4 separate regions of the Homo sapiens genome follow, and regions 1, 2 and 4 are each linked to region 3. The links are chromatin loops, found by intact Hi-C in ENCODE. Cell type or tissue: GM12878. All regions are shown on one strand.

Evidence for each region. A loop is a pair of places that touch in the nucleus more often than their neighbours do. Peaks named below come from ENCODE experiments on the same cell type or tissue, not always from the same donor. Only the 100,000 strongest peaks of a DNase experiment are listed, where the experiment ranks them.
Region 1: it touches region 3 in a loop (11-fold over the local background); 6 of 110 quality-filtered maps call a loop at or near these places.
Region 2: it touches region 3 in a loop (9-fold over the local background); 73 of 110 quality-filtered maps call a loop at or near these places.
Region 4: it touches region 3 in a loop (7-fold over the local background); 7 of 110 quality-filtered maps call a loop at or near these places.

What each region holds. Positions count from the first base shown.
Region 1 is chr16:49,509,495-49,517,494 of GRCh38, reverse strand. All of the region lies in intron 7 of ZNF423 (zinc finger protein 423), which reads left to right. Among named protein-coding and RNA genes, the nearest start is that of LINC02179, 47 kb to the right of the region's middle. In GM12878, a CTCF peak has its summit at 4,245 (motif pointing left); no DNase peak of the experiment used is centred here.
Region 2 is chr16:49,404,035-49,412,034 of GRCh38, reverse strand. It overlaps LOC105371244 (a long non-coding RNA gene), which reads left to right. Exons shown (of 8, transcript XR_001752167.2): 4 at 452-627; 5 at 1,164-1,218; 6 at 1,335-1,364; 7 at 2,570-2,686. Among named protein-coding and RNA genes, the nearest start is that of C16orf78, 34 kb to the right of the region's middle. In GM12878, a CTCF peak has its summit at 3,924 (motif pointing left); a DNase peak (open chromatin) is centred at 3,964.
Region 3 is chr16:49,588,251-49,596,250 of GRCh38, reverse strand. The region is part of intron 5 of ZNF423 (zinc finger protein 423); the gene reads left to right. Among named protein-coding and RNA genes, the nearest start is that of LINC02179, 130 kb to the right of the region's middle. In GM12878, a CTCF peak has its summit at 3,165 (motif pointing right); a DNase peak (open chromatin) is centred at 3,170; H3K4me3 peaks cover 799 bases; H3K27ac peaks cover 2,521 bases; H3K27me3 peaks cover 326 bases.
Region 4 is chr16:49,438,435-49,446,434 of GRCh38, reverse strand. The region is part of intron 2 of LOC105371244 (a long non-coding RNA gene); the gene reads left to right. Among named protein-coding and RNA genes, the nearest start is that of LINC02179, 24 kb to the left of the region's middle. RefSeq lists enhancers at 2,656-3,157, 4,679-4,958, 4,214-5,161. In GM12878, a CTCF peak has its summit at 4,978 (motif pointing left); a DNase peak (open chromatin) is centred at 4,884; H3K4me3 peaks cover 516 bases; H3K27ac peaks cover 510 bases.

The DNA of each region.
Region 1 (8,000 bases), 79 kb after region 3:
TCCAGTCTGACCTCGAGGTGCTTCCAGGAGTCTGTCCTAAGTCTGTTTAACCAGGAGAAGACTTGGATGGATTGCAGAAGAAATGCAGGGACAGTTGTCTTCGAGCATTTTAAGAACTCTGGGTCCTGGAGGGGTTCTTATTGCTTCAGGTGGCTCCAAGACTTTTGGCAGTGGGCGCCAACTCAGAACAGGGGTTTTGGTCCTGGATAGTCATGGCTCAGGCATCACTCTCTGCAGTTGGCGCAAGCTAGAAGGGAAATTAAGCTGTAGGGACATGAGTGGATTTTGGATGCTAAGAGCAGGAAGCAATGTTGGGTTTTTGGCAGCCCTATTCCCGGAGCCAAGTGTCACTTAAATAAGGCAGCTACACTCTGTCTTCTCTAAGACTGCCTGGTCCCTGCCTTCTGCCTCTTTCTGGCTTTTATTGTCCTCTCTCTCTACAGCCTGACTTTCTGGGCTCCTCTGTACAAGGAGGAAGGTGGTCAAGGTTCCACAGCTCCTGTCAATTCTGCTAAGACAGACACCCTAGGTAGCTCAACAGAGAGGATTTAGTGTGAGGATTGGTGACACAGGTAGCCAGAAGGAACACCCAGGAAACCCCAGAGATAGTGACAGCGGTGGCAGCCAGCCCTCAGGCAACAGGTGCTAGATCCCTGGAGGGGGAATCTGGTAGGTGAGCCTGGGTCAGCTGTCCACCCTGCTCCAGTGAGCTGTGGCTGGGGGTAGGATCATATGATACAAACCAGCAAGTTCAGGGTGCTTTTCAGGGAAGGGGTGCATGACCTGGATGGACACTGAGCATTTGCAGTATGCGGGAAAACTGTCCAGAAATGGAAAGTGCTGAGGTCCCTGTCGGTAGAAGTGTGCAAACAATGCACGTGTCTGAAATGCTGCCAAGAGTGAAGCAGGGAGCGGCCCAGTCTTTGTGAGGGCAGCTCCGTATTTAAAACCTTGCTCTGTCATGCACCAGCCGTAAGCCTCAGTTTCCTTACCTGTAAGGCAGGGGTGTGAGTAGTTCCTACTTAAGAGTTCAGTTGCAAAAGGCCCTTGGCACAGTGGCTGGCACACAGAGCATGTAGCAGACGCTGCCTGTGATTATTATTGACATTGACTTCTGGGCAGTTTGAGGATCAGATGGCTTTGGGGATTCCCTCTCCTTGGAGTTTGCTTTGCTTTCATGGTTTCCAGCCTGAGTTTGAACAAAGTGAGACTCCAAGTCCTTCCTTGTGTGGCATCCCACCAAGCCTCAGGGCTGTGGGCACAGGAGACCCCACATTGGGGCATTGGGAGGAGCCAGGTGCCCAGGGCAGTGAGACGGGGCATAAAGGGCATGGAATGGAGGCCAGAGGGCCGGGGCTTCGGGTCCCCCTTCCCCTACTTCTCTGAGCGCCTTTGACCTGGGCTCTTTTCTTAGGACCCTCTATTTCTGAGCCACGTCCGGGCGCCGTGGAGGGTGGTATGTAGATTTGACTGGGGGTGCAAGACAGCCCGCAAATGTCAGAGCTGTTGGCCTTGCATTCCCAGCCTCAGGCCTCAGCAGATGAAGGCCTGGGGCCCTATCGGCCCCATGCCAGCGGTTAGCCACCCTGAGGGGAGGGGTCGCCTCTGCCCACCAGCCCAGCTGTCTCTGCATCCCCATGGGCACCTCTGTGCCCACAGACACTGGGCACGGATGGTGCCTCCATCTCCCCATCCTAAGAGCCTTGCTGCTTCCTGTTCTTCATCCTCACTGTGGGGATGCGTGCATGAGGGTCATATGCGGCTTACCAGCCATACAGGGCTGGAGTTAGACAGTGGACAAGCTCCCCTGAAATTGTACCAGAGACAATTCTCATGGCCTTCACCCCTGGGCCCTAGGTCTGTGCTGCGGGCCAGGCTCTGTTCTGAGCACTTTGCATGGATTGTGTACAGCCCTATGAACAAGGTACTCTCATCCCCATTTACAGATACAGAAACTGAGGCTCTGAGAAGTTAAGCGGTTTGCCGAGGGTCATTTGCAAATGGCAGAGCCACACATAAAGCTGGATTGTCTTTGCCACCAAGGCAAACAGAAACCCTCCAAAGTTTAAATAAATTGCCATTTATATGAGCTAATAGATTTAAATGAGGCCTGCAGTGCTGAACTATAAAAAGCTTTCGTTGTCAGGGGACCCAGAAACTATTTTAGTAGTTGGGCCAAGCAGGTAGCACAAGTAGCAGTAACAGGGGATGCAAGAAAAATTGCTCCTGGGTGAGCCCAGGTGGGAACGCCATGGGGCCTGTGCGCGCGGGGCCAGGGCTGTGCATGGCCACGTTTGCCAGGCTGCAGCTCGAGGCCAGGACCCTGCAAACCCTGTTGCTTGCAAATGAGCATCAGGATGGGTTTGGCTTAGGCTGGGCTTGGGGAGAGGAAGGATTCATTCTCGTCACGGAGATAGGGACTTCCTAAGACCTCAGGTTCATGGTGCTGCCACCTTTCTCCCCTTTATGACTTGCTTGGTCCTGTCATGGGGGAATAGAACTTGAACTAGAGAGATGTCTTTTTAGACATAGAACTTCTGGGATCTTGGAGCTGTGGGGCACTGCCTGCCAGGGCATGTCAGAGTTCACAGCGCGTGTATGTGTGCACGCACACATGCACATGTCCTTGATGAAGATGGTTTTGGGGTGTTGGACCAGCGCCACGCCCTGGAATCTTGACTCCCTCATTGACAAAGCCAGGGGCTGCAGGAAGTGATTCCGTGAGCCGGGCCCGCGGTGGCAAAGCGGCCAGCCCAGCGTTGAGCGGGCGCATTTAAAGGATTAGCTCATGCTGTTTGCTTGTGTGTGCCTAATCATGCTGCTTCCAGCTAAATGATTACAATTGATTAAAAGCAGAGCTAGGTATTCTAACAAGCAACCCGGAGCCCTTTCGATAGGGTGAGCCGGGCTCTGCCAGGCAGGGTCCTGGTACCCGGCCAGAGGGAGAGCTCTCTGAGACAGGGGCGGGATCTCAGCTCCCTTGGGACCCTTCCTTCCTAGCCCTTGAGAACATTTGATTCAGCCCTTGCCCTGATTCCATTTACTGAGTACCTACTCCCGGCACCACCTCAGGAGCCTGAGACAGAACTGGGAACAAGGAGACAGGGTTTCTATTCTCATGGAGCTGACATGCTTTGGGAGACACTGATGATAAGTCAGTAAATACATGAACTAGGGGATTTCAGAATGTGAAAACGCTGTACTGTGATGGAGAGTGGTGTGTGTATGTGCATGTGTGTGTGTGTGTGCGTGTGCGTGTGTGTGTACGCATGTGCGTGTGCATGTGTGTGTGTGTGTGTGTGTGTGTGTTGGGTGGTCAGGAAAGGCTGGCATTTCAGCTCAATCCTGGAGGTTGCAGAGCCAGTGTGGGGAAGAGCTGGGGGATCCTCCAGGAGAGGGAAGAGCCAGTACCAAGTATCTGAGGCCCAAGCAGATTTGGGGTGTTCTCAGAACAGAATAAAAAGGCAGAGGGACTAGAGGGGCAAGCAGGACAGACGGCCACTGCCTTCCTGCATTATTCTCCTGGGCTGGCCTCGCATCGCCTACCCAGTGAGATCAAGATGGGGCTTCCTAGATGCACGTACACCTGCCTATCTGCCTGCAGGAAGTACCCTTTCTTTCTCTTAATGCATCAGCCCAGCTCCAGTGCCTCCTCCCCTGAGAAGCCTCTCGGATTCTCCTTCCTTTGGTTTCTCCAGCCCTTGGTTTAACCCCCCTGATTCCGTTGGCCATATGGATTGTAAGTCACTACGTCTACACCAAACTCTCCACTCTGACGTGAGTTTTTGGAGAGTGAAGACACCCTTTGCCATCCGTCCGTCCATCCATCCATCCATCCATCCATCCATCCATCCATCCATCCCCATATGTGTTAACATATTTTTTGAGCTCCTGGAAAGTCGGAAAGAGAACACAAGCAGGAAAGGAGGAAAAGGAAGAAGGGGAAACCCACAGATTCCGGGAGCCCATTTTTAAAATCCCTGGTCCTTATAAGATGGGTAACCAAAGAGCCAGTTTCCTTGTCTCTTTGTACTGCTGCTGTTGGATCCAGCCAGATAATTATAACTAATAATAATTAAAAATCAAAAGTGCTCTAGGCACATACTTAGCATTTGACTCTGGCTGCGCTTTCTGTGAGTAGCGGCATCTTCCTCCTTCCTGCTTTAGAGATGGCCCCATCCTTGTCAACCTGACTTCTGCTGGGAGACCAGGGCCCAGATGGGTGTGGCCTGAAGTTGCTGGCTGACACCCAGTGGTGGTTCCAGGGAGTGAGAACCTGTTGCTCACGCTGGAGTCAGCCACTTGTGAGGCCAGGAGCCTGGGGAGGGCTGAGAGTTGGGCTGGCTGCTGACCCCCCGAAGTCTCCCAATCCCCATTATTTTCTTTTTTATTTTTTTGAGACAGAGTCTCACTCGGTCACCCAGTCTGGAGTGTGCAGTAACACGATCTCGGCTCACTGCAATCTCCGCCTCCCGGGTTCAAGTGATTCTCCTGCTTCAGCCTCCCGAGTAGCTGGGATTACAGGTGCCCACCACCATGCCTGGCTAATTTTGTATTTTTAGGAGAGACAGGGGTTTCACCATGTTGGCGAGGCTGGTCTCAAACTTCTGACCTCAAGTGACCCACTTGCCTCGGCCTCTCAAAGTGCTGGGATTACATGTATGGGCCACCGTGCCCAGCCGCCCATTATTTCCTACTGCAGATGTTGTATTTCTCTGGGCTCAGTTTCCACATCTGTTAAATGGGGTAAGACCTGCTGCCTCGGGTTGTTGTGAAGATGGAGTTCGCATGTGTAAAGCACTTTATAGCACTTAGGATAGAAGGATTGCTGAGGGTCATTGTGGCCCTTTTCCAATAGGATCACTTTATGCTTCCTGCCTTCCCCACTAGGGTAGGAAACCAGAGCCCAGCACAGCCTGAATTCTACTGAATGTGACCACATGTTGTGGCGATGCCATGCCCATGCTGTGGAGCTCACAGTCTGGCCTCAGATGCCAGCCCTGCCACCAAGCAGCTCCATGACCATAAGCAAGTCACCGGCATTCTCTTGCTTTCAAGAGACCAGGGTTATTGAAGAGCCCTTCTTTGTTTGGTACTGGGGTAGCTGAAGGCAGTGATGCCTGAAAAGCTCCCAGCATTGGGTCTGGGTCAGAGTCAAAGGTTGGTGAGCCCTAGTCATTGCCCTGCCTGTGGTCTGGAGGTGGTGGGCTTTCTGTTAATGCGTTCATTGACTCATTCAATCAATCATGTGTGGACGTGCTCAATCTAGCCTGCAAGTGTTTACTAAGCACCTGATCTGTGCCAGCTGTGCATAGGTGCTGGGGACAAACAGAGGCATAGACTAAGCCCCTCACATGTTGCAGGGAGGGGAAAGTAAGCTAATAAGGACAAACAGAATTTTTGTTATGTGTTTGTGGAATATAATATAATGTGATGTAATATGGTATAGTATATAGTATAGTATAGTATAGTGCTGCATCATACCATATCACTCATACTACATACTAAATACAACATAAGTGCTACACAAAACAGAGCCCCACAGTTGGGCCCCCATGTGACATTAAGGGGCACTGTGGAGCCTGAGCTTTGCCCTTGCTCCCTGTAAGTTACTGTGTTACGAGCACAGTTGGTCTGTGTCTCTAAGCCTTGGTTTATTTACTGTCAAGTGGGGCAAGGGTGTTCCCAACCTAATAAGGTGTGGCATCATCATCATCATCATCACTGTTGTCATTGACATGATTATTATTGCTGCCACTACTGGAGGCAGCTGTGTCTCCTGAGGGGCCATGTGTGGCAGTTTGTGGTCTGCCTTGGGAGAAGTCTGGGGTGGACACTGACAACACTCCTTGTCCTTAGAAGGCCCAAGGCACAGGCCTGAGCCCCTCACCCCAAAGTAGTACAAATGAGACAGCATTTCCTGAGTGCTTACTGGGAACCTGACTGTAAGCCCTTCATGTGGGTAGCCTCTTAGGACCTCACGCATGAGGTCCATGTCATAGATGGGTAAACTGAGGCTCCCCATGTGGACATAGCTGCCAGCGTGGAGAAATGTGAGGCCAGGCAGTCTGACATGAGTGCCTGTGTTCGCAGCCTGCGGGCTGAGGCAGTGGGGTTGGAGATGACTCTCAAAGCCCTTAGAAGCCAAGGGTAGGTCTCTGGGTGCAGGGTCTCGAAGTGGGCCTCACCTCCCAGCGAGGCAGGCGTTCTAGAGGGTGACATGGAGGCTGCATGCAGCTCCCGGGGCATGATACTGTCGCTGGTCTGGACAGCCCTGGGTGAGCAATGGCTTCTCCCTGGTCACCACAGAGGCGCAGTGAGGAGCGGGCACCGGAGGGGTAGTGTTGAAACAGAAGTCTGTGTCCAGCTGTGCTCAGATACCCTCGTGAGCCTTGAGGGTCAGCTCGCCTGAGCAATGAAGTGTGTGGAGGCCCAGGTGGGGACTGGGGGGCCTCCCCTCAAGGCCCAGCTCCAGGCAGAGATGGCACTTGGAATCAGCCTCCGGCTGCCCGTCTGCCCATTGGAGCCTGTCATTCATGCCCTAGGGCAGGGGGCCAACCAACTTTAGAGGGCACCATGCCATCTCGACAGATGGGCACGGGGGAGCTGCCAGGAGCCTCAGGCCGGTGGCCATTGTGTGTGTGGCGAGCCGAACCCCTCCCCGGCGCTGCCTCAGCCGGGACCACATGCCTTCAGTTTCTTAGTAACAGTGACAACACTGCGAGTGGCGGCGCCTCACCGGCTCCACATCCACAGAGGTTTGCACCCTGTAAGCCCTGCCCCGCATTGACTCAGACAAAGAGGGAGCCTCTCACACGGGAAGACATGGGGCCTTGGGGCCTGAGGGGAAGACCCCAGACATAGACACAGACACAGACACTCCTGTCAGACCACCTGGGCTCATAGCTCTGCTTTCCTGGCAGCTCTGCCCACATGGGGAGTCTCAGTTTACCCATTTACAACAAGGAGACACACTCATGTGAGGTCGTAAGAAGCTACTCACGGGAAGGGCTTGCTGTGAGGTCCCTAGCAGCACTCAGGAAGCACTGCCTCATTTTTACTGCTTTGCGGCGAAGGGTTCAGGCCTGTGTCCTGGGCCTTCTAGGGACAAGGAGCACAGTCAACGTCCACCCCCCAGAAATGAGGTTTGGGGGCCTCAGAGTTGCTTTGTCAATGTGACCTTGGGCATGTGACCTCCCTCACGGTGACTCATTGTCGTCACCTGGACAGTGGGCTGCCAGTGCCCCTCTTGGAGGGTTACTGTGGGGATGCAGCATCATGCTTGTAGATCATCGAGCATGGTGCCTGGTCCCCTAGGAAGGCCACATGGAGGAGGCAACATCTGAGGTGGAATTGGCAGAGTTGATGTGGATATCACTGTCCCTCTTTCACAGATGGGAGAAGCAGGCTCAACAGCGAGTTTAAGCCACTCGCTTGATGTCGTGTCCCACGGCTGGTAAGTGGCAGAGCTGAACCTGCAACCCTGGTGGTAAGAGGCAAGGTGAAGGACGATGGTAGCACCACCACCAACCAGGCACTAAGGGAATCCTTTTGCCTTGATTTTTTTCCCATTCTGAGGGCAAACCTATGAAGCCAGTGCTGCTGTTATCCCCGTTTCACAGGTGGGGAGACTGAGGCATAGTTGGGCAGAGATGAGATTTGAACCCAGGCAGCCTGAACATACAACCATTGTCCTAACACCAAGGGCAGGATGTTTTGTGTTACTGAACTCCATTTGTGTCAGAACTTTCTTGATACAGCAGCCTGTGATCCTGACTTATTGGGAGCGGGGATGGCTGCCTGCATCAGGAGGCTGGGGTCTGGCATGGCTGGGGATGTCTTAGCCCCCATCAACGAGAGACCAGGGTGCTCTGGGTGGAAGCCTGGATTGTACTCTTTGGTCAAGCAGGAACAATTACTAATGACATTTACAAAGAAATTAATGATGAGAAATGCAAGTTGGCATTTCAGGAGCACCCGTCAGCAGCCGTGCGCCAATA
Region 2 (8,000 bases), 180 kb after region 3:
ACGCTGCCAGTGGTGATTATTGGTGTGATTTCTCCCCTTTTCTCTGCTGCAGGGCTGGGAGCTGTTCAAGCAGAGGTTTCACTTTTCTGGAGCTTTTGAAGGCTCTGGGACACAGACTGCCCTCCTGAGCTTGGGGGCCAGGGGGAATTTTATCTTGGATTCGGGTTGGTTTGGGGGATGCTAGCAGGCTGGTGTTCAGTGCGGGGCCCAGAGGGTGCATGCCGGGAGTGGGCAGCTGCTCCTCCCCTCCTGCCTGGGTCCAGGGTGGCAGCCTCTCCACTGCTGGGGCCCTGTGGGGAGGGGGCCTGAGGTCCTGGGTACTGAGCCCTGCCCATGGGAGGCATGCACGTGACTCTGGCCTTGAACATTTAGGATGCAGCGTGGCATCACTGCCTGCATGGGTGAGGAGGGAGGGGCCACTGTGTGCTGCACTCCTTTGTTGTTTCTACAGCTGGGGCCAGGCAGCCCCTTCCCTTTGGGGATTTGAACCCCTGGAGCCCGTTTCCCTACAAGGTGGTCCTTCTCTGGCCAGTGAAGCCTGCCTAATGCACCCTGGGGAGGCTGATGCCTTAAGCAAAGTGGCTCGAGCCGGCCCTGCTGAAGCTGATCCCAGCTGGCCTGGAGCGGGTAGGAATTTGTGTGTGTGTTGTAGCAGGGGATTGGGGGAGCTCAGGAATGGCCAAGTGCAATGGCAGGACCCTGACTGGCTGTTACCAATCCCAGAAAGGGGCACGGAATGGTGGGGCTGGCCAAGACCCAGTGACTCCGGGAAACAGAGAGCTCCACTCCCCTGTCCCCTGACTCTCAGCTGGGGTGGGTGGCAGGGCCCAGCAGGAGTCAGGCCTTTCTCCCAGAAGGGCAGGGCCCATAACTTGTCCTCCTAGAGGGCCAGTTCACTGGGGAAGATGGGTCCTGGTTGCAGAGAAACCAGGCCCATTCTCCCTTGGCAGCCAGAGATCTTGAGTTGTGGGGGCAGGAAGCAGAGGAGGGCCTGGGAGTAGGTCCCCCACAGGCAGGTGGGGCTTGGGAAGCTTGAGAGTCTTTTTCTGCCCACTCTCCTGTGCTGTCCCCATTCAACCACTCAGCAAAGCTAGATTCCACCCACTTCCCATCTCCCGCCTTTGCCTGGGGTGCCCTCATCCCACCTTTTATTTCCCTACAAGGTCCAATGCAAATGTCACCACCTCTGCAAGTACCCCTGTGACTCCTCCAGAGAAGGTCAGTTGCTGCCCCTTCTTGGGTCCTACCCTCTTTTTTTCCCCCCATTACTAGGGTGTTCTTAGGTGAGTAATTATGAATTAACGAGGGCATTGTTTTCTTCTGTCTTCCTCTAGACTGTGAGCTCCAAAGACATCATCATTGTGGTCAGTATCTGTCATTCCTGCCTGCCTTGCCTCCAGGTCTGCTTCCTTCTGTAATGGCACCTGTGGTCTCCAGTCCTCACCATGGCCCCCAGTGATGCTTGGCTCCTGGTCTCCACACCCTTGTGTTGTTCCCTCCCACACTGACCAGGGCTGAGTTGTGTGACTAACAGGACATTACAGAAGTGAGGCAATGCAGCAGGGTGTGTGACTTCCCAGGGGACAGCAACAAGGGCCCTCTAGCTTCTGCCCTGTTCCCTTTTGGGCTGGTTGCTCAGGCGAAGCCAACCGCCATGTTGTCAGGACACTCAAGTAGCCCCATGAAGAGGCCCATGTGGAGAGGTGTTGAAACCTTCAGCCAACAGCCAGCACCAGCTGGCCAGCTGTGAGACTAAGCCACCTTGGAAACGGATCCTCCAGCCCAGCCAGTCCTTTGGATGACTGCAGCTCTGCTGACAGATTGACACCAACCTCATCACAGACCCAGCTACCCCACTGTGTTCCTGACCCACAGGAACCATGTGGGATGATACATATTTGTTATTGTTTGGGGAGAAATTATTAGCCAGCAAAAGAACCAATAAGTATCTCAGTTCTCCTCAGAAACTACCCTTCGTCCACTGTGTGTGGCCTTGGTAGAACTGGCACTTTAGGTGCTCCATCTTCCCTGGGCCAAGGGATGGGGGCCTTGACCCTAGAGAGGACAATGAGACCCTCTTTCTGGAATTTGTATCTTGAACCAGAGAGACTAGACCAGGAAATGATTGGACTGATTTCCAGAAGCTACTTGACATCACGCACACACACGTAGGAACACACACACACATATACGTATATACATATATACATATAAACACACACGTATGCACACCACATGCACATGCACCAATACATATATAAACATACATACATATACACATGCACATATATTTTCCTTTTTTTGCCAAAGTTAGGTGCAGCCATTGCTAGCATCATCTTCACATGTCATCAGAAACCACACCACTCATATTAGGCCCTGGAACACACGTCATTCAGTAAGTGCTCAACCAGTGCATATTGGGTAAATTAAAATCCTAGAAATAAGAATGAAGTCAGGGCTGCTTCTTGTGATTTTGACTTGTGTTTTGTTCATCGTCTTGGAGAAGATTTTGAAAGCCTGAGATTGATGACCTTTGTTCTCTGTCTCCCTCCCTTGCCCACCTTCCCAGAGGAGAGTAGCTTTGCGCTCAGTTACCTGCCACAGAAAGGTTCTGCTGCCAAGCAGGGAGTTGAAGGGATCTGCAGACAGCCTGCCTGTGTTGGTCTGGAAGCCCATGCTCTTTGAGGTGAGAACTGGGGTGAGAGGAAGGCATAAGCCTCAGAAGAAAGCATGGCAGTGGTGGGGGTAGGGGGTAGAGAAGTGGTTGTTGTGAGTGGAGACTTTGTGAACTTTTTGGGCTGTGACCTGCAGCAATTCAGCAGTGACCAGTATAGGTTGGCACCTACCCCAAGGTATTGCTCTGTCCAGGACCTTGGGGGTGTAAGAGACGGAGCCCCACTAAGGGATGGAAATTGAATTTCCACCAGTCCAGCTCAACAGGGGCATGAAATCAGATTTTTAGTGATTTGATTTAGGGGGCTCTGCCATTTCTCCTATACTCAAGTTTGTGGAATAAGTCTCAAAGCTACTACAGTGGCAGGAATTTTCATTTTTTGGTCTTTGTTCATTACTGTATTACGAAGCCTGGCACATTGCCTAAAACACAGTAGGCACTCAATAAATGTTAGTGCTTAAAGGCACATGTAGAAAATGAAAATTTCCTGGGTGCCTGCTAAGTGCTAGAGACTCTTGAAACTTCCCTTGGATTCTTCTTTTCACGCCAACACTTGAAACTTGGTATTTTCTTTCACATTTTATTTCTCCTCCCTTCCTTCCTTCATTTCTTCCTTCTTCCCTTCCCAATCCTTTTCCAGCTGTCTGAATGTATTTGCATGTGTTCTTGTAAGCAGTGTGTTGTTGTATGTGTGTATTTTCAGTTTGTGTTAAGACTAGAGTGTCCCTTCTCATCCTGTTTCCCATCTTTTTCACTCACCTTGTTTTGCCATCCACCAGCACCCAGACATTCCTGCCAGTGCTAGTGTCCTTAAATAGATCTCCTGGGATAGAACTTTGGAATATACGTCCAGGAGTGGGGCTGCTTGCTAGGTCCCTGCAGTGTCCATGTGTAATTTAACCTAGAGCGGCTGCAGTGGCCCACACTCCTACTGCAAGGCATGAAGCTTCCTTCGTTTCCACGTCTGTGCCAACATTGGCCTTCCCTAGCTTTCTAACATGTTTCAGTCTCATAGAGTGGTACCTCATGGTTATTTTAACTTGCATTTCTTGCCCCGATTTGGAGGAAAAGAATTGAAGTCTCAGAAAAGTGATGTTAGTGAGTAGCTGGGCTTGTGTTCATCTACCCGAGGCTTAGGCTCGAGGGCCCGGCTTCCCCTTGGATAGGCTGACGGCTCTGCCAGCAGCCGGGCCAGACAGCGTGGACACCGTCAGGAGAGTAGCCTTCTGCTGTGATAGAGCCCCACCTGGTGGCGCAGGAAGGGAAGGGGAAGGGGAAGGGCAAGAGGAGGGAAAGAAATGGAAGGGGAGAAATTTACTCCAGCAGCTGCACAAGGCCACGCCCTGCCACAGTCATTGCACACCTGGAGGACATGCGCCAGGCCTTAAGGGACTTAGGTTTAGCCTCTGCCTCTGGGAGGTGGAAGGAACTAGAATAGCTTCACCATTGAGGAGCCTATTGTTTTTAGCAAACGAAACCGGAACTTTTTTTTAAACAAAAAACACTTAGTATATTTCTTTTTAAAATGTACTTTTAACTAAAGTACAATATACCCATATAAAGGGCATAAATCCCAAGTGCACAGCTCAATGAATTTTCTAAGCTAACTGGCCTCCGGTGGATCACATACCCCCTCTTCCAAGGATAGCCACCATCCTGACTTCCAACACTATAGATTAGGTCTAGGTTCTATTTTTTTTTTTTTTTGGCCTGGGTTGAAGGTTGTATAAATGGAACTCCACAGGTGTTCTTTTTTGTATTTTGCTACTTTTGCAGAATACGTTGTGTATAATGCATCCGTATTGTTTGGTCATTCTTGTTTTCATGCGGTATTCCATTGCATGATTATACTGCAAGATATGCTTTCTACTGTTGACTGATGGATATTTGGGTTGATTCCAGTTCTTGGTTATATAGAATAAAGTTGCTGCAAAAGTTAGCACATGTCTATTGGTGCACACATCCATTGGCGCACACGTCTATTGGTGTACACGTCCATTGGTGCACACGTCCATTGGCGCATACGTCCATTGGTTCATACATCCATTGGCGCACATGTCCATTAACACACACGTCTATTGGTGCACACGTTCATTGGCGCACACGTCCATTGATGCACACGTCTATTGATGCACACGTTCATTGGCGCACACGTCTATTGATGCACACGTCTATTGGCGCACACGTCCATTGGCACACACATCTATTGGCGCACACGTCTATTGGCGCACACGTCCATTGGCACACACATCTATTGGCGCACACGTTCATTGGTGCACACGTCTATTGGTGCACACGTCTATTGGTGCACACATCCATTGGTGCACACGTCTATTGGTGCACACGTCCATTGGTGCTTACATCTATTGGTGCACATGTGCATGCAGTTCTGTTCAGTATGTATGCATAGGAAATACCAGACCATAGAGGAGTGTATATTCAACTTTACTGGATGCTCCCAGTTTTCCTAAGTGGTTGTGCCAACCTGCAGGGCAATGGCAAGAGTGTGAGAGTTCTGATTGCTCCAGATTCTCACCAATGGGCTTTGCCATTGCCAGTCTTCAGCCATTCTAGTGTGTGCGTAGTGATTCTGCATCGTGTTTTATAACTTGCATATCCTGATGATTAATGACATTTTTTATGTTTATTGGTCACTTGGCTATCCTCTTTTGTGAAGTTTCTATACTAATAGAAGCTTTTGCCTATTTTTTCCACTGAGTGACCTGCCTTTTTCTTACCAATATATATAGGAGTTAAAAATATATCACCTGGATAGGAGTCCTTTGTCAGATATGTTGTCAGAAGAAATATCTTCTCTTGCTTGTGTTGCTGGCCTTTTCACTCTCTTAGTGATGTCTTGGATAAGTAGAAATTCTTTTCTTTTCTTGAGACAGGGTCTTGCTCTGTTGTCTAGGCTGGAGTGCAGTGGCATGATCGTGGCTCACTGCAGCCTTAACCTCCTGGGCTCAAGTGATCCTACCACCTCAGCCTCCTGAGTAGCTGGGACTACAGGCATCCACCACCATCCCTGGCTAATTAAATAAAGTTTCCTTTTGTATAGATAGGTCTTACTATGTTGCCCAGGCAGGTCTTGAACTCCTGGCCTCAAGTGTTCCTTCTACTTCAACCTCCTAAAGTGCTGGGATTACAAGTGTGAGTCGCTGCACCTGGCCAGAAATTCTGAATTCTAATATAATACAATTTATTACATTTTTCTTTTATTATTGGAGCTTGTTGTGTTGTGTTCAAAATCTTTTTGCCTACCCCAAGGTCATGGAGATTGTCATCTACCATTCTTCTAAAAACTTCCACAATCTGCATCCATCTGAAATTGATTTTTGCATATGGTGGGAAGCAGAGGGTCAATATTTTTTCCATATGGATATTTAATTGACCAGCCTGATTTATTGGAAAGACCATCATTTCTCCACTGCACCGCAGTGTCACCTTTGCCATAAACCAGGGGATAGTACACGTGTGAATCTGTTCCTGGTATATGTGTTTGTCTGTTTCTGTATCTGGTAGTAACTGTTTTAGGGAGTGCAATAGAATTATACTATTCGTAAGGCAATTTCAGAGTCTGTAAAACACCCGTTTAGAGTGTGCTGCAGGTGGTGCTGTCTGCTGATGGACGCTGGCTTGGGGTTGTCTGATAAAAATTCTTTTCTCAATGCAAGCTGTGAATCTTAGGACTCACTGTGGGCTCGCCTGGTCAGGATGTCAGGAACATGAATCTAAGGCTTCTTATGCTTGTGAGGTCCAAGAATAAAAGCACTCTGCACCCACAGAGGGAGCCATGTAGCCTCAGCTGTTTTGAGTGGGACAAGGTCTCTTCTCTGCTTTCATTTCCTTTCCCTTTTCCAGTTCACGCCGAACCCCAGAAAAACCTTCAGTCTGGCGCTACAGGTGCATCTGGTGTCTGAGAGGTGGGCTTCCCACAGCAGTTCCTCCTTGGAGGTTCTGGAGGCACCAAGCAATCTCTTGAGGATGTGGCATTCAGCTCAGCTGGGGCTGGGCTAGACCTCCTGCTAACGTTACTTCATGAACAGGGTTTTTGTGTTGATGTACAGGTCTCCAAACAGGGGCCTTGGGTTTGCAGAGGGAGAAGCTCCCCAGGCCTGGCTCTGAATGTACCACTGGAGAGGCAGTGGGATGGGCCTGCCTCCCAGGGCCATCAGCCTGGGGCTCAAGCTCTGGCACTTTCACTGGGCACAGATGGGCAGCAGGGTGTGGCTGTGGGGACAGGTCGAGGAGAGCGTTAAGCATGTGGGTTCCAGCAGCAACTCTACCATGAACTCAGGGGAATCATAGGGGGATACTCCACCCATCCCTGGGCCTCTGACTCCACCTTTGGTCTCTGTATTATGGGTTGGTTGTGTTCTTCCAAATGATGTGTGGAAGTTCTATCCCCTGATACCTGGGAATAATCTTATTTGGAAACAGAGACTTTACAGATATAATCATGTTAATAGAGTGGGCTCTAATGTAATAGGACTGGTGCCCTTAAAAAGAGACAGAGGCACATGGAGAAGAGGGCCCTGTGAAGATGGGGGCAGAGACTGGAGTTGTGCTGCCACAAGCCAAGGAATGCTTGTGGCTGCAAGAAGCTAAAGAGATAAGGAAGACTCTCCCCCAGAGGTTTTGGAGGGAGCATAGTCCTGCCAACATCTGGACTTTGGACTTCTACTCTCCAGAACTGTGAGAAAAATGCCTGGGCTGGGTGTTGTGGCTCACACCTGTAATCCCAGCACTTTGGGAGGCCAGAGCTGGAGGACTGCTTGAGTCCAGGGGTTTGAGACCAACTGGGCAACATGGTGAAGCCCTGTCTCTACAAAAAATAGCTGGGTGTGGTGGTACATGTCTGTAGTACCAGCTACTAGGGAGGCTGAGGTTGGAGGATTGCATAAACCCAGGAAGTCAAGGCTGCAGTGAGCTGTGATCATGCCACTGCATTCCAGCCTGGGTGACAGAGTAAGACCTTATCTCAAAAAAAAAAAAAAAAAAAAAAAAAGAAGAAGAAATAATCTGTTGTGTTAAGCCACCCAGTTGTCGTACTTCATTCTAGCAGCTCTGAGAAGCGAATGTACCCTGTCTCTGGGCTTGCTTCTCCAATCTGTCCTTCACCACATCATTTCCTGCTCCAAACCCATTAGTGGTTCCTCATGACCCCTGGAACATCATGGATACTGGCAGCATCTCCCATCTAACCAATTCTAACCCAAATCCTGACTTGTGCCTTTCTCTCTTTTGCTCTTTCCCACTGCATTTCATGGCACACCCGACAGTCACTCAGGCCAAAGGATGGCTCAAGGGTCATTCCTGAGTC
Region 3 (8,000 bases):
CTATTACTTTCCCTTTAAAACTTGCCGGAATGGAGCTGTTTGCGGCTTTGTGCGAGATGAAGAAGAACATTTTTTTTTCCCAATGTAAAAGCATGCCGTAAAGAACATAGCTATTTCCTGGATAATTTGCAGTTGTATATTTTATGTTAATTTCACCGAAAATACTGCACCCCTGCCAGGTTTAGTAGTGGCTCACTGTGATATGAATAATTTCTAGTGAATCATTTTTTTTTCTTCATTTAAGATTTGGCACCTTTTTAAGATTTTAATAATAGCAACAAGGAGGAAGATTTAGAACAAGTGAAACATTAGTGCCAAAGAAATTCACGTTGAGCGCTAATGTAAAATAGCAAGAATAATTACATGGAAAGCAGTTTCCACAGATGTTTTTCCTTGTAATGTAATAACTATTTACTAAACTGTTTATTTTAGGCCTTTGGTTTATAATAAAATATTTATACATTCTCTGCTGTAATAAAAAAATATTGACAAAATACTATAGAGGTTTAAAAAGACAATTGATATTTTTATTTTCCAGGAAGCGAGCATGGTTTAAAAGTTTGGTGCTATTTTGGTGGATGTTTCAAGATTAGTGAATCTGGGTTTGGTTTTTGAGTTCATTTCTTAGTTTACTGTTTCAGAACTAACTGCACAGAAAAATTTTGTTAGCCTATCATTGGATGCAGGTACTGGTGGGCACTTTATTTTTTAAAATAGAATTCTTACCTGTGAATCCCTCCAGTTGAGTGCTAAATATGAGTTGCAGATCTCTCCCTATTAATCAGTCAGGCTAAGCTGGTCTGTGGCTGGGAAGGCAGGAAGATGCTAGTGAGTGCGCCTGGGAATTTAAGTTCAGGCAGGATCAGGGGCTGTTTGGAGGGCAGTTTAGCCCTGGGGTTTCTGGAAAGATTTGACCTTGATTTTCAGCCTCTGTCTGTAGCCACTGAAGTATGTCCAGGGACAATGTCCCAGTGTGGGTTTACCACATGTGAGCTCCATCTGGAGCTGGGAGTGGCAGGGAAACCCTAACTTCTTGAGCCCCTCTTTTGTACTGTCCTCATTGGGGAGGAAAACCAACAGGAGGGGACACAAGAGAGACCCCCCCACCCCCACCTCAGCAGCACTCCCTGCCCTCCCGCCTTTAGCTGTGACGCAGATCGTGCTGTTGGGGTCACCCGGGTGTTCAGGGTGAAAATGGCCAAGGTGGTGGGGTGGAGAGGAATTTAAGGACCAAAACAAGAAAGAGGATGCCAAGGAGTTCTGAAAGAGCCTGGCTGGGCCTTGTCTGTGTTTTGGGAGCAACTGACCAAGGTCCAGTTTTGTAAGAACCAGCCTCCTTCCGCCCTCTTGCTCTCCCAAGACATCTGCGTTGACAGCCCTGTGTGTGCCTGTCGTAGCTCCTGAGGGTATGTCTGTGAGCCTGAGTGGTGGCCTCTGTGTATCATGTTGTTCTTGCTGCTGTTGGCCGTGTGTGCTCTAATTTGTGTTATATTTGCGCCTGTCCATCTGCATCCCCGTGAGTTTGTTTCGAGTCTTCTGTTTATGGGTTTAGATGTCTTTGTGCCTGTGGGTGTTTTTTTGGGCTAACACATTGGATGCTTCTTTCTGTGCTTTGTGTTTGTCTTTGAGTGTGTTTGTGGTCTTATGTGTTTAATGCTTTGTATTTGGATCTGTGGGTTTATCTGTGTTTTTGTGTCTATCTTGGAGTGTATGTCTCTATATTCCTGTCTGTGTGTTGTGTGTATGTTGGGTGTGACAGTGAACCCCTCTTCTGTATGCCTGTGTTTTTCTGTTTGTGTCAGTATGCACTTGTGTGTGTGTGTCTGTGTGAGAGAGGTAAGCATTCCCTCTGTTGAGAGAGGCCTGGGGGCTTCCCAGCTTGGAGGCAGCTGGCTGTGTTACCGCAAGGGTGTGGCCATCTCTTTCCACCAAACTTTCTGATGGAAGGAGAGGAGAGAGGAGGCAGGGAAGAGATTCCAGAGGGGCCAGAGGGGATGGCGCATGGGAGGGAAGTGTGGAATTTTTAATAAAGAGAGAGACAACTGAACCAGGGTCTAACACCCTGCACAATCTGGAAGGGAACATTTACTGCTCTGGGTTCTTAATCCAGATATGTCCCCACTTCTGTTTACCCCCCAGCTGAAAGGCAGGCAGCTGGGGGGCTGAGGGGAGGGGATGGTTCTCAAGGACTCGCTTTGCACTGCTAGTTTTTGAGTTCTATCCTGACTTGGTCCATCCCCAGTAATCTAGGACAACATTTCCTCCTGTTCTCCTGCAGGGGACAGGAAGCTGCCTCTGGGGAACCTGCGGGTTCCATGGGGGGCCAGGAGGAGCCTCTTACAGATAGAGATTTCTGCTGCCTTCTGAGCCCCTGGCAGAGTTCTTGGTCTTCTCTTCAGTAGTGTGTTGCCTCCGCGGCCCCCTCTCCCCAACCTTGTGCTTTCCTAAATAAGCTTTACTCACTTTGCAAAGGAAGTGGATTTCTTCCAGGTCCCACACCAGCGGTGCTGGTCTTGGGGGCTTCTCGGAGATCTAAGGCCATTCTCCCTTCTCTGTGAGCAGGCTTGGGGCTTGGGTGTTTCATGTATACAGATGGAGAAACAAAGGCACGGAGGGCATATGGCTTGGTTGCAGGCAGAGAGTCAGGGTAGAGTTTGGAAGTTGACCTGTGGGAGGTGCTACAATCCCACCAGAAAGAGATCTCTGCAAACCCTGTCCGCCAGACTTCAGAGAGGGTTCTGGCGGGAGAGGCAGGGGTGAGACCTCTAAGGGACAAGAGTGAGGTCTGTGAATGGCAGAGAAATTTTTTTTTTTTTGAGACAAGGTCTTACTCTGTCACCCAGACTGGAGTGCAGTGGCATGATCATAGCTCACTGCAGCCTTGACCTCCCAGGCTCCAGCAATCCTTCCACCTCAGCCTCCTGAGTAGCTGGGACCACAGGCACGTGCCACCACCCCTGGCTAATTTTTAAATTTTTTTTGTAGAGACAGGATCTTGCTATGTTGCCCAGGCTGGTCTTGAACTCTTGGCTTCTTGTGATCCTCCCAAAGCACTGAGATTACAGGCATGAGCCACCACGCAGAGCCCAGAGGTTTGGCTCTTTGGGGTGGGGATGAGTTTGGGGTCAGAGCTGGATTGCTGTGGATAGCAGTCACCACCAGGGGTCCCCCTTCTCTTCACTCCCCCATACAACCTTTCCTCCAAATCCATCTTGATCAGGTATTTGAAGGATTTTGGTTTGGGGAGGGTGAGCTGATGACTGCACCTGGATGACTGACCCTTCTCCAGACCCACAACCGCACGAAAGCTGTCTCTCCACACCTTGCTAACATATCTTCTTCCCTGTTTATGGATGGCAGTGAGAAGTTGAGCCTGTGAATCTGGGCATCGCAGAGTGAAGACTGATCTGTTAGAAATGGATCTAAAATGAGCAAGGAGCATGTGGGGAGGGGAGGCGAGGGGATAGCCCTCAGGTCCGCCGGTTCTGGCAGAGGTGGGGGCATCACACACCTTTGCTGAGTGGGTTTGAGTTTCCTGCCTGCTTTGTCTTTTGTGTAACTATTCTCTGGTTGCACGTGGCTGACTCCCGGCTGGTGTGGGTGACGAGGATAGGCTTTACAGCGATGCCCTGGCACACAGAGCTGTCTTATTCACGTTTTGGTTCATGGCTTATGGCCCAGGCCAGGGAAAAAGAATTCACTCCTGCAAGTGACTTCTGCAAAAGAATTCTGTCACTGTGTTTTAGGGGAGCCTGCATTAAGAAGACTCTGGGGTCGAATAGGTCCCAAACTGCATTTTATGCTTTATTTGTTGAGTAGATGATGATGTGGTGGTTGTTATCAATTTTCCTAATTGGCTGTGTTCCTTATAATTTCAGCTGAACTGCCCCTCCTGTTTTTAAAAAAGCTGTGTTTTAAAAAACTCAAATAATACACTTTCCTTACAAGAAAAAAAATGCTGATAAACAGAAGAAAGAGATAGAAATCACCCTTAATCTCACCTCCCAGGGAAAACTGCTGTTAACAATTTGATGTTTACCTTTCCCAATTCTGTGTGTTCACACATGCATAGATACAGTTTTAAAAAGCATTTTGTTGTAGTTTGATATTTATACAGAAAAGTAGACATATCAATAAATAGAAATTAAAAGCAACTGCAAAAACCTCAATTACTTTTACACCAACCTAATGTAATAACCCTTTATTGATGCATTACATACAGAAAAGCTTACTTGTCATAAGCAGCAGATAGCTTGCTGAATTTTCCCAGACCAAACCCAGGTAAGCACTACATCATGACACAGTGTGACCCACACCCCAGAAGTTCACCTCCTGCACCTTCCTGTCCCAGCCCCCAGAGGACCACAACCCTGACTTCTAACAGCAAAGACAGTGGTGCCTGTTTTTTTTTCCTGTGTAGAAATGGAATCACTGCCTACTCTTTTGCATACTCATGTTTGGTTTCCAGCAGAGTTTTAATGTCTGTACTGTTTTTGCACACTTGTGTTTGGTTTCCAATGCAGTTTTAATGCCCATACTGTTTAGTTTCCAGTGGAGTTATAATGCACAGACTTTTGCACACTTGTGTTTGGTTTCCAGTGCAGTTATAATGCCCATACTATTTTTACACATTTGTGTTTAGTTTGCAGTGGACTTACAATGTCCATACTATTTTTGCACACTTGGCTTGGCTTCCAGTGGAGTTATAATGCCCTATTTTTGCACACTTGTGTTTAGTTGCAGTGGACTTATAATGCCCATACTATTTTAGCATACTTGGTTTGGTTTCCAGTGGAGTTATAAATGGCCATACTGTTTTTGCATATTTATGTTTAGTTTTCAGTAGACTTACAATGCCCATACTATTTTTGCACACTTGGCTTGGTTTCCAGTGGGGTTATAATGCCTATACTATTTTGCACACTTATGTTTAGTTTGTGGTGGACTTATAATACCCATACTGTTTTTGCACACTTGTTTGCTTCCCAGTGGAGTCATAATGCCCATACTATTTTTGTACACTTGGCTTGGTTTCCAGTGGAGTTACAATGCTCATCCTATTTTTGCACACTTGTGTTTAGTTTGCAGTGGACTTATACTGTCCGTACTATTTTAGCACACTTGGTTTGGTTTCCAGTGGAGTTACAATGCCCATATTATTTTGTAATCATTTCCCCCCAACAGTAGGCAGTGACAGTTTTCTGTGTCAGCACACATGTCTCTACATCATCATTTTTAGTGGCTGCTTGGTGTTCCATTATAAGAAGTGCCACAGTTTAAATTTCCCGTTGGAGCTTTTAGTAGTGTCACTATTAGAAACAACTCTCTATTGAACATCATCCTAACCAAATGGGTGACTTTCCCCTCCTTCTCTGGAGACAGAGTGGCCAGAGTGGTGGTGGGGGAAAGGCCCTCACCGGGCCGGCTGGAGCCCAGGTTGTGGTGTGAGGATGCTGGCATCGCTTCAGTTTGCCAGCTGGACCTCATCAAGTGCGGGTGTTAATTACTGGGAGGCCCCTGGTTCTGTGAGCAGGCGGGGGACGCTGGGGCTAACTCATGAAACAGGGTCACCTTGAAACAGACGCTTCCAGGGGAAGAGAAATCGAGGAGAAGACCAAGGGGAAGCACAGGGCTGGGGGAACGGCTTCCCACCAGCCTTGGCTAAGTCACCCTGGTGCCCTGGAGCTCCTGTATGGGATGTGCAGAGGCTCTCCCTGGCCCTGGGTGATAATGAGTGTGTGTCTTTATCCCTGCTTTTAATTGGGGTGAGCTGGGAGCAAGAATGCCCGTATCTGTGGCTTTCTCTTTTCCAGAAGACCCTTGCCCCCCGAAGCAGCCGTGATGCCTGCATGTCTTGAAAACGTGGCCGGTGTGAGTGCTGTGGCTTGGGTGTGAGCCGGGGCTGGGAATGGGGGACTGCCCGGCAGTGCCAAACGGGAGTCCAGCTGTGCAGCATGCCCGGGTCAGGAGGTGCTGCCCGCAGCCCCAGCCAGGTACGCTTAGGGCTGCAGGCGCAGCAGGGCCAGGTTGGAGGAGAATTAGGTTATTGCATTTCTTCTGTAATTCTTCATCAGGGCTGCTGCCTGGATCTGCTGCGGGAAAATCAATGTGTTCTGACTCCATAATTTCCCAGGTTGCCTTACTCCAAGTACCTTGCGCAGGGAAAGGTGACATCTCTGGTCACGTCTGTATGGACCAAATATATATATATATATATATATTCGCCACTTCCCCTTTACCCCATCCCATCTCCACCTCCCAGCACAAGACTCAAGACTCGTTGGAATTTCACAACCTTTGCATGCTTTTGTGAAAACACTCATTTGTGTTTGCGCCAGGCCGCTAATGGCGGACGCCAAGGTCTGCGGAGCCTACCTCTGTTCAGCTCTCGTTATGGCGAGGAATGTGCCGTTAATAATGCATCTATGGAACTCAGCTGTGTGGGAGCCAAGTAATTATCCCACTGTAGCGTTCCCGGCTTCAGTGTCATCACAACTGGGGCTTCATTAAAAGTCCTAACAGAGACGATGTTGTGTGCTGCAGCCTGTATATATATTTTTTCATTTAAATTATCAGCCTTGCTATGGCTCAGAGGTAATTTGACTTTTTGAAACCGCTGAGCCCCTGTGAATTCCCCTCCCCTTCTCCCTCTCGCTGCTCCACCAGCTGATCAGCCCCAGAAGAACAAAAGGTTTATCTGAAGCTATGAAGCATATATTCACCAGCTTCTGGCGTCTAGATAAAAAAAAAAATCAAAGTACTCCATTGAACATGTTAATACTGAGCAAAATGCACACAGCTAGACACTAAACCTTTACAGGGATTTGGGCATTTGAAAAGTGATACCCAGATCAGGTCTTGAGCTACGTTTCTTCGCCCAGAGTAGAGCGAGTAGCAGAGGAGGAAGAAATCATGTTTATAAACTAATATTAAAGACAGCAGATGGATGGCTCAAGAGTTCCTACCTTTTGTCTTATCTCTTTGTCTGATTTTGGTTGGGTAGGCAGTGGGAAAGCTTGGACAAGGGCACATCCTAGAGAGCTGGGTTTTCCCCTTTGTGATGGACTTTGACCTACTGAGACTGGAATGTGGAGTGGGAAGAGGGGTTTCAGTGACTCTTGGGGGAAATGCCAAGAATGGGGATGGTGGCTGTTGTCTTTGTTTCTCCTGATTTTCTGTGGCCCCTTCAGTTGTTGACAGAGGAGGGCTGCTGGGGAGGACCTCAGAGAGGGGCTGCATCCAAGCACATTGCTGCTGTGAGCAGTAGCTTCTTGGGGCCTCCTTGAAGTCATGCACTTCACAGCTCCTTCCAGTTCTGTTGGAGAGCAGCTGTCCGATAAAACTGGCAGAAGTGATCAAGTTGCATGCATGAATCATTCATCATGAGATAGCAGATAGGTGCTTGTTTGGCCATGTCTGCCACTGGTGGCGTAGTGGTAGCAGGCAGCACTTTCCCACTATTTTCCTATCAAATATTCTTGCTTGGCTTTGGATTGAGGTAGATATTTTAAAAGATATAGGATTTGTTGCTGCCCTCTAGAAGCTTTCAACATATTTGGGAGGCAGACATAGCTACCGTAAAACATCTCATGTTATAAACAGTTTAGGATTAAATGCTAGAGTCTGAGTTTTTGATGGGAAAGAGAATGTAGAGGATGGAATAGTCAGAAAAGGTTTAGAAGGATGTAGCCTGTTTGGGTACTGATGAGACCAGCTTGGGTGGAATTTAACCTGCTCATGAAGCCAAGAAAGTGCAGCATAATTTGCAACAGCTCATACCCAGATGGAGTGAAAGGGAGAAGAATCCAGTTTTCACTTGTGGGCCTCATGGGACCTGGTGAGAGCTCTGTCCTTTGGGGATGGGGCTTAGCCTCAGCGTATGTAAGGTCGGGAGCCAGCTGCCACCCCTCTGGACAGACGCCCCCAGTGTGCCCTGGGAGGAAGATGTTCATCTCATGCACTGAGTACAAACACATGGATGCCCATGGTCTTCTGGTTTC
Region 4 (8,000 bases), 150 kb after region 3:
TAGCTACCACGGATCATCTATTAGACTGGTTAAGATTAACGAGACAGACCAATTGTTGGTCATGGTGTGGAAAAACTAGAACTCTTTTATTCTGCTGATTTGAAAACAGTTTGGTGGTTTCTTTGAAATTTGAACATACACCTGTCGTACAATCCAACCATGCCACTCCTAGGGTATTTATTAAGTTGAATTAAAGCAGGTGTACATCCAAAAACTTGTACATGAGTATTCATAGCAGCTTTATTTTTAATGGCTACAAACTGTCAACAACCTACATATTCATGGATAAGCAAATTGCATGGCATTCATACAATGGAATATCACTTAGCAAAAGAAAGGCATGAGCTACTGATACACACAAGAATGTGGATGGATCTCAAAATAAATGCTTAGTGAAAGAAGCATTTCAGGGATAAAAAGAGTGCATAGCATATGGTTCAATATACATAAAACGCTAGAAACTGCAAATTAATCTGCATAGAAAGCCCATCAGTGGTTGCTTAGCTATGGGGACAAGAGGTGAGTGGGAGGGATTACCGAGCCAGGAGGAAACTTTGGTGGTGATGGACAGGTTTCCCACCTTGATTTTGGTGATGGTTTCATGGGTGTATACATATGTCAAAACTTGTCACATTGAACATTTTAAAAGTGTGCAATTTATTGTGTGTAAATAGAGTCTCACTAGAGCTGTTAACAAAAGTAGAAAGCAGAGAGGGAGAGAGGAGTGGAGGTGCTCCAGGCAGAGGTCACAGCTTCTGCAAAGGCCTAGACGTGAGAAGGAACAGGGCGTCTTGGCTTGGCTGGGGAATAGGGCATGAAATGGGGAGGTGGGAGACAGGAAGGAAGCTGATTATCCTACCCTGTGTTCTATGCCTCATTCAGAAGTCTCCAGGGAGCTTCAGACAGTGTCCAGGCCTGGCCCAATTCTATCTTGTTTTTCTGCCTCTTGTAGGTGCCTGTAACACTCAGCCCCTCCTTGCAGTTGTTCAAATGAGCCAGATCCTGTATGTCAGGGCTCAGGGACTGCAGAAAGGAGGCTGTCAGCTGGAAGAAGGAGAAGGTGTCAGGATCCCAGGTCCACAAGGCCAGATGCTGGAGGTGGAGGCCTTAGGGGCCAGGGAGATGGGCCCCCGAGCCTCCCTCAGAGAGGGAAAAAAGAGGGAGAGAGGGACAGAGAGAGAGAGAGAGAGAGAGAGAGAAAGAGAAATAAAGGACCATGCAGGTTTTTCCATGAGGATGAGAAGACAGAAGAGTCAACACTCCAACCCAGGAGGGGAACTAGGTCAATTCACGAAGCCAATGTGCAGAAAACTTGTTGAGCAGAGTCCCCTTTGCTGAGTGAACTATCAGACACACATCTTAGCCTCCATCCAGCAGAGTCCTCTGGAGCCACTGTAAGTCCAAAAGCCAGGTGCAGAGGCAGAGTTTTGGGACAACTTGTGTATTTGCATGAGAACGGCAGAGGTAGGGGCAGAGACTGGGGTGAGAGAACAAAAACTTTCCAAAATACCCCACAGTAGCCTGGTCAGCCAGTCATTTGGTGAACTGAATTTCTAGATTGGCTTTTGGCAAAGGGATTTCTGCAAAGCAGTTTTCCACTTCTCTTCCTGTCTCCCACCTCCCCATTTCAGGCCCTGTTCTCTAGCCACTTGGGAGGACAAGTGTCATCGCAATCCCTAAGGGAGGACAGAAGTCATTCACGGCACTCTACAGAAGCCAGAAGATGTGCTTATAGGCGGTGTTGGGTGTTGTCTTGAGCCCACAGTGGGCCTAAGCTGTACTGGGGATGTTCGATGAAAGCAGAGAGAGAAATAAAAGATCATGCAGGAACTTCCATGAGGATAGGAAGACAAGAAAGGTCAACACACAGCACGGCCAACAAGCAAGACAGTCTAAGAATGAACATGGTGACTTAAAAGATGACATGGGGGCTGCAGGGAGGGAGAAACAAACGGGGAGGGAAGCACAAGTCTTGTGAGTGTCTTTTTGGAGAGACAGGACTGAGATGGGTCTCCAAGATAAATTTAGTTTTGGATCAGGACAGGAAAAGAGAGAAAGGCCCTGATCTGAGGGTAAGGACGAGATGCACAAAGAGCAGCACATTCTGTAACATGTCAGTAGTGAGTAGAGCTTGCTCTGAAATGATCCTGCATAATATTAAAATCACCCTTGATAAAAGATGTGCAGCCAGTCTGGAAACGCCAACAGTGATTGAGCATATAGGTGATGGGGTTTGCATGTTTGTTAATTTATCTGTTGTTTTTCTTTTTTATCTTTCCACTATGAATATGTAGTACTTGTGCATTTAAAAAATGTTATAAATCTGCAAGTTAACAAATCTAATGCATTTCCCTTCAATCTCATCATCCCAAGACTAGACCTTTTTCGGACAGTGGCTTGAAGACAGACAGGCTCTCCTAAGAGATGGAAGCCCAGGGTGTTCAGCCCCCACTGTCTAAGGCCCCCCAACTCCAGGAGCCCCATATGTTCCTACCAGACCATAGGCTTAACTGGATGTAGGCCAGGGGTGGGGGAATGTGCTCTGCTTGGCATTGTAAGGTGCCAGGCGCACCTGAGCAGCTGGACAGGTGTGACAGATGCCCTGGATTGCATGGAGCTGGCTGTGCCTGTGCACACACACCCGTCTGCACCCCGTCCTCCCCTCCCTACACCTCCCTGTCTTCCCGGCTAGCTCAGGTGTGGTGCATCTGTGGCCCATTGGCAGCTCTCTTGCCCGCAGTGCACAGGGAGCTGTCAGGTTAAAAGCTGGCTTGCTCGATTTGATCCCACATGCGAGCTGTTTTATTTCCCTCTCTCTCCCTTACACGGCTTCGGTGTGCTTTTATAAATATTTCACTAGCCTTGCTAAAGTCTATTTCATCTCTCTCTTAAATTTATTAAATATAAATGCAGCAACAACTCTACCATAAGTCTCTCTTTGCTGTCAAAATCTCAGGCTCCCATGGAAGTAAATATAATTTGCTTTGTTTACCGTAGGTAACTTGGAGCCCTATCTGCTATCTCAACACCCCCTAAGCACCCCCAAATCTCCCTGTTTTTGTTAGCAGGGGTCTGTCTCATCCCAATGTAGTGCACGGGGACACGGGTCACGCTTTGAAGAGGGCGTGACAAAGGGGCTGTTCTCCGACACTCGCATGGCAGGGAATTTCTTGGTCCGCTGGTCCCTCAATGACACAATCAATGAGTAAAGGGGGATACCTTTACTCATCACCTCAGACCTGAGCACGCCCTGGGCCCCATTTGGGCAGAGCTTTGCTCTTTGCTTTTCTTTTAAAGTAAAGGGCCCATCTGCTGCAGCTAGTGACCTGGCCAAAAAAGACACAGACTGCTGTGAAATGATTGAGGGCAGTGACTCCCCTCCCACCCCAGGAGCCAGAGCCGACAGAGCCAAGAGCAAGGCAGGAATTCAGGTCCCCAAAAGCAAGCCAGAAGCACCACCTCCAAGCGCCCTGCCACTTCCTTTGTTCTTTGTTAATTGCAAAATAAACACAACCCTGCCCACCGACTGTGGAGAAAGATTTCTGCCAACTGGGGGACCCGGCAGGTAGTGGGCAGGCATTTGCCCTCCATCAACCACATGTGATTTCCTGGAGGAGAAGGGGCAGTAGAGAAGGGGCAGAGTGGCAGGGCTGGGATGGACCTAGCTTAGGGCTTGTAGGTCAGGGAAGTGAGGGAAGTGGATGTCAAGATGGAAGACACAGGCACGCTTTGTTTGCATCTGAAATCAGTGAGAATAGCTTTCTCTTCCACAAAGAACTGGATCTCTTTCACCCAGGTGAAAGGTGCTATTTCTAGCTCTTATTTCTTAATGAAAATGGCCCTCTCAGTCTGTCCTGTTTTTCTCTACTTTTGGTGGTGACATTGGAGCAGAACGATGGCATTTCCGCTTTCTATAAGAAAGAGGGCCAGGCTTGTCTAAGAACCCCCACCCCTAACTCCTAGCCTGGCATCTTCCATTAAACTTGCAGAGATGAAACAGGTGACTGACATCTTGGGCTGGGGGGACAGACGTTTAGAATTAGCTCCTGGATGCATCCAGGAATTCAGATCTGTGCTAAAACTCTCTATAGCTCCAGAAGACTGGCTTTTACAGTGGCTGTGCCCTGGAGTCTCAGAGACTGTCCTGCAGATTCAGGAAGAGAGGTGTTGTACGGACTTGCAGATTTTCTGTCTCACCGTCCCATTTAGACACAGGAAGACAAGAGAAAGTTACCTCTAGGAGGTGAAAGGAGTAAGTTTTTTGGGGGGGTCAACTGAAGATCTGTGTGAGAACCTTTTCCACACTACAACAATAGACTAAAAAAAATTGACTCAGCTTACATAGAATGCAATTGTTTTGTACAATTATTTTGCTTAAAAAGTGAAAAGGGTTTTAGAATTGTGGTTTTGAACTTGTTAGTAATTTTGATTTTTCAGTTTTATTCTTGTATTTTACAGTCACAATTATTATTATTTTTTTCTTTTTAGATCTCAAGCATGTTTAATGGCCCCCGAAAAGAATCTATAGACCCCACACTGTTTATGGGGTAAATCAAGCCTCTGGGTCTGGGATGGAAGAACCAGAGTGTGGGGTTTCAGAGAAGGGTAGTGGGGAAGAAGCCACTTGCTCTGGAGCAAGTGATCATTGGGCCTTCCCTGGGATGGCCCCAGGGAGCACGCCTCTGGCCGACCTCCACCGGCCTGCCAACCCAGGCTGCGGGGGCGGCTGCGAGTCCCCCGAAGGTAAATGACGCGGCATCAGCGGGGTCCCTGTGTCAACTGCATGATGGCTTTCAGGCCTGGGGCTGGTGGCTTCCTGTCTCACCGCTGAGAGCGAGGCTATTTCAGGATCTCGCTGCTTCCGTCTGTTCCGGGGAGGGCAGGATGGAGGGCGGGCAGTGGAGAGGAGGCGGAGGCCCGGGTCTACATCTACCAGGTGTTTCAGAGGCAAACTTTCTTTTTCCTCCTGTTTCTGCTGCCCACTGCTGGTGGAATGGGTTTGTCAAGTTGGCATTACTTTCTTTGAAATGCTTTTTATTCACTGCTTTTGGAGTAAAAAACAAAACTCAGTCATATCCCTACTCAAGGCTTGGATAATTGCCCAATACAGCAACATCTTCTGTAGTAAAATTTACCTTCAAAAATCCTGTGAATCATTAGGACCTGATGGGTTCTGAGAATTTCACTTATTTTGTTTGTTTGTTTGTCTCTTGGGCATTTTAGCTGTGCCTTCCCTGTCCCTGGGGCGATGGGGATGAGGGAACAGTGACAGGGTCAATAAATGCGCCTCTGCCTGCCTATTTCTCTCTCCTTCTCTTTGTCTGCACTCACTTAGCTGAATTTGGGTAAGATGGTTGTTTGTGGGAGCCAACCCCATTGTACTTCTGCACAGTACGTTTACTGCTGTCAGAACACTCTCACACGCACACGCACCAAGCCATTGTTTGGGGAAACTTCCCTGGCAGGTCGAAGGAATGGAATTGCTGTCTCCATTTCCCATCTCAGGACGCTGAGGCTGGGAGAAGGGGACCGGCCTGTGCGGGTTGCAGGATGCGTGGCTGGGGTTTGAAGCAGCGTCCCCACCCCCGTGCGTGGGCTGTTGCCATTGCCCCACGTTTCTCACGTTTCCCCTTGGCCTTACTTGAGATTCCCTGTTCCCTGTGGAGGGGCCTAGGAAGGGCCCCTGATTGACTTTTGGCCCCAAACCGTGACTCTCTCTCAGAGGTGGCTCAGGGAACTTTAATGATTTAGGGCAGCGCTGCTTAGCCAGGGGCAATTTTGTTTCTCAGGGGACATTTGGCAGTGTCTAGAAACATTTTTGGTTTTCACAATTGGGGGTTGCTACTGGCATCTAGTGGGTAGAGGCTGTTAAACACCCTGTAGCCCAGAGGACAGGCCCCTCCTGCCCTGCAACAAACAATTATCCGGCCCAGAATGTCAACAGTGCCAAGGGTGAGAAGCTCTGGTTTAGGGGAGTGAACTCCAGGTGGTTAGGAACTATCGCCACATATTTCTTGCCTTCTTCTAAGCTCTCGGTCCATGATGTTCAGCAAGGAGTCACTGAGCACCTCCCACACGCATGGCACACTCCCATCTAGGCTGCCTGCCTGTGCCATCTCCTTACACTCTCAAAGGCATGGTAAAGTGGGTGAATCTCTCCATAGGACTCATGAGAACATGAGGGTTTAGAGGGTGTCACCGTTGGGTGTCCTGGGAGGTAGGCTCTGGGGTGGATATTTGTATGCAGAACCAGCCTCTGTAGGGAGAGAGGGACTCAGGATGGGGCAGAGAAGGAGATGGGCGGTGATGCAGTCATAGCAAAGGCCTCTGTTGATCCCCTGGGAGCCCTGGCACTGCTGTGATCATTCAGAGATGTTCCAAATTGGGGTGAAGAATCCAGGCTTTTCTACCGGCCCCCAACATTGACCATTAGATGTGGCCACCCCAGGGTGGGGGGTGTCAGTGTGTGAAGTGTCTCTTGGCTGAGGGTAAGGCTCTGAGATGGGCTCAGCCAGGAGCAGAGCCACCAGCATGCCTAAGCAGCTGTTCCCAGGAGGCTTTTGGGGATTTGGGCAGAGCTCGGTGTCCACTCTAAGGAGCTCGAGTGCTTGCCCAGGTTTGCTCCCTAGCTGGGCCGCCCCCCTCCCTCATGGTGGCATTGGAAGTCTGTGGAAACTGAGGCCTCCTAACCCAGGGCTGTAATCTCTGACAGAGTACCATCAGCATTTCTTAACCCCATAAGCCACAAACTGGCAGCACCGATTCATGTTTTGTGTACCACTATTTTTAGTGAGTTACCACTGTTCTAAAATAAGGAGATTTTTACATAAAGTTCTGAATTCCTAGGTTTCATGGAAATATTGGGAGACCTGACTGTGCTGGCACACTTTCTAGCTGTGCAGGAGCGATCCCTTTTGCAAAGTAGGTGTGTGTGTTGAGGGGGGTGTCTCACCACTCCATTGTATGCCTAACCCACCACCCTCATTTACTCATCCATGTCATGACTCTTACTCTCTGCATGGGCTACTGTTGGAGCCTAGTTCTTCTGTGCTAAGCATTGGTGTTTCTCTCTTCAACCAACAGGGTTTTGCCTGTTCTTCGACCTTAGGGCATTTCCCTTGACCCCATTTCCCACTGTGGCCTTTAAAGAGAATCTCAAGAATCACAGAGAAAGCTTCTCAATGAAAACCAATGGGAACAAATCCGGCCTTTGTTCCAGGACATCCTGCCCTTCTGGCTGGCTCTGAGGCTGCAGGTACCAAAGCTGTCCCTGCTCAATCCTCCCTCTCGGAGTGGGCTTTGGTTTTTGTGGGCGACTCCATTGTTAAAAGCCAGCCCTACAATGGGACGAGGACAGTTGACAGGTTTCTGTGCAAGCGCGTTTCCGATCGCGCAAGGTAACAGCTTCATTACTCAGTGATGAGTGACCCATATTTCCTAACATGATTTCCCTGCTGTAACTCAAATTGAGTTCATGTTATTCTAATGATATCAGTTGACCTTGAGAATTAGACCAAGAAGCCTGGGGTTATTCTTCCAACTTCCACTGCAGATTCTTCTGATGTGTTTGGAAACACAATCTACTCCTCATCGCCCTGAAGTGGGCAGGGGGAAAAGAGAAAACAAAGATCCCGACCTGCTCTGATTTTTAGAAAATACATCTGGGCAATTTCAGGCGACGGGAGGCTCTTTCCCTCTCAGTTCTGCTCCCCCACCACTGCCTCTCCCCCAAGATCCTGGATCTTTCCTGCCAGGAAGAGTCCTCCTCTAGGTCCTACGGGATCTCCTTGCTGCAGCCTCTCCTTGCCCCACCACCCTGCTGGGTCAAGCTCCCAAAACCAGAGCAGACGGCGCTTCTCTAGTTCCCTCACTGGCTCCTCATTGCCTGCTGGTAAACCCCAGACTCCTAAGCCTGGCATTCAAGGCCCACAATTCAAGCTCATCTGCATCCTCAAATACAGGATCGGAGCTGATGGATCTTTCCTGCCAACACAACCCCT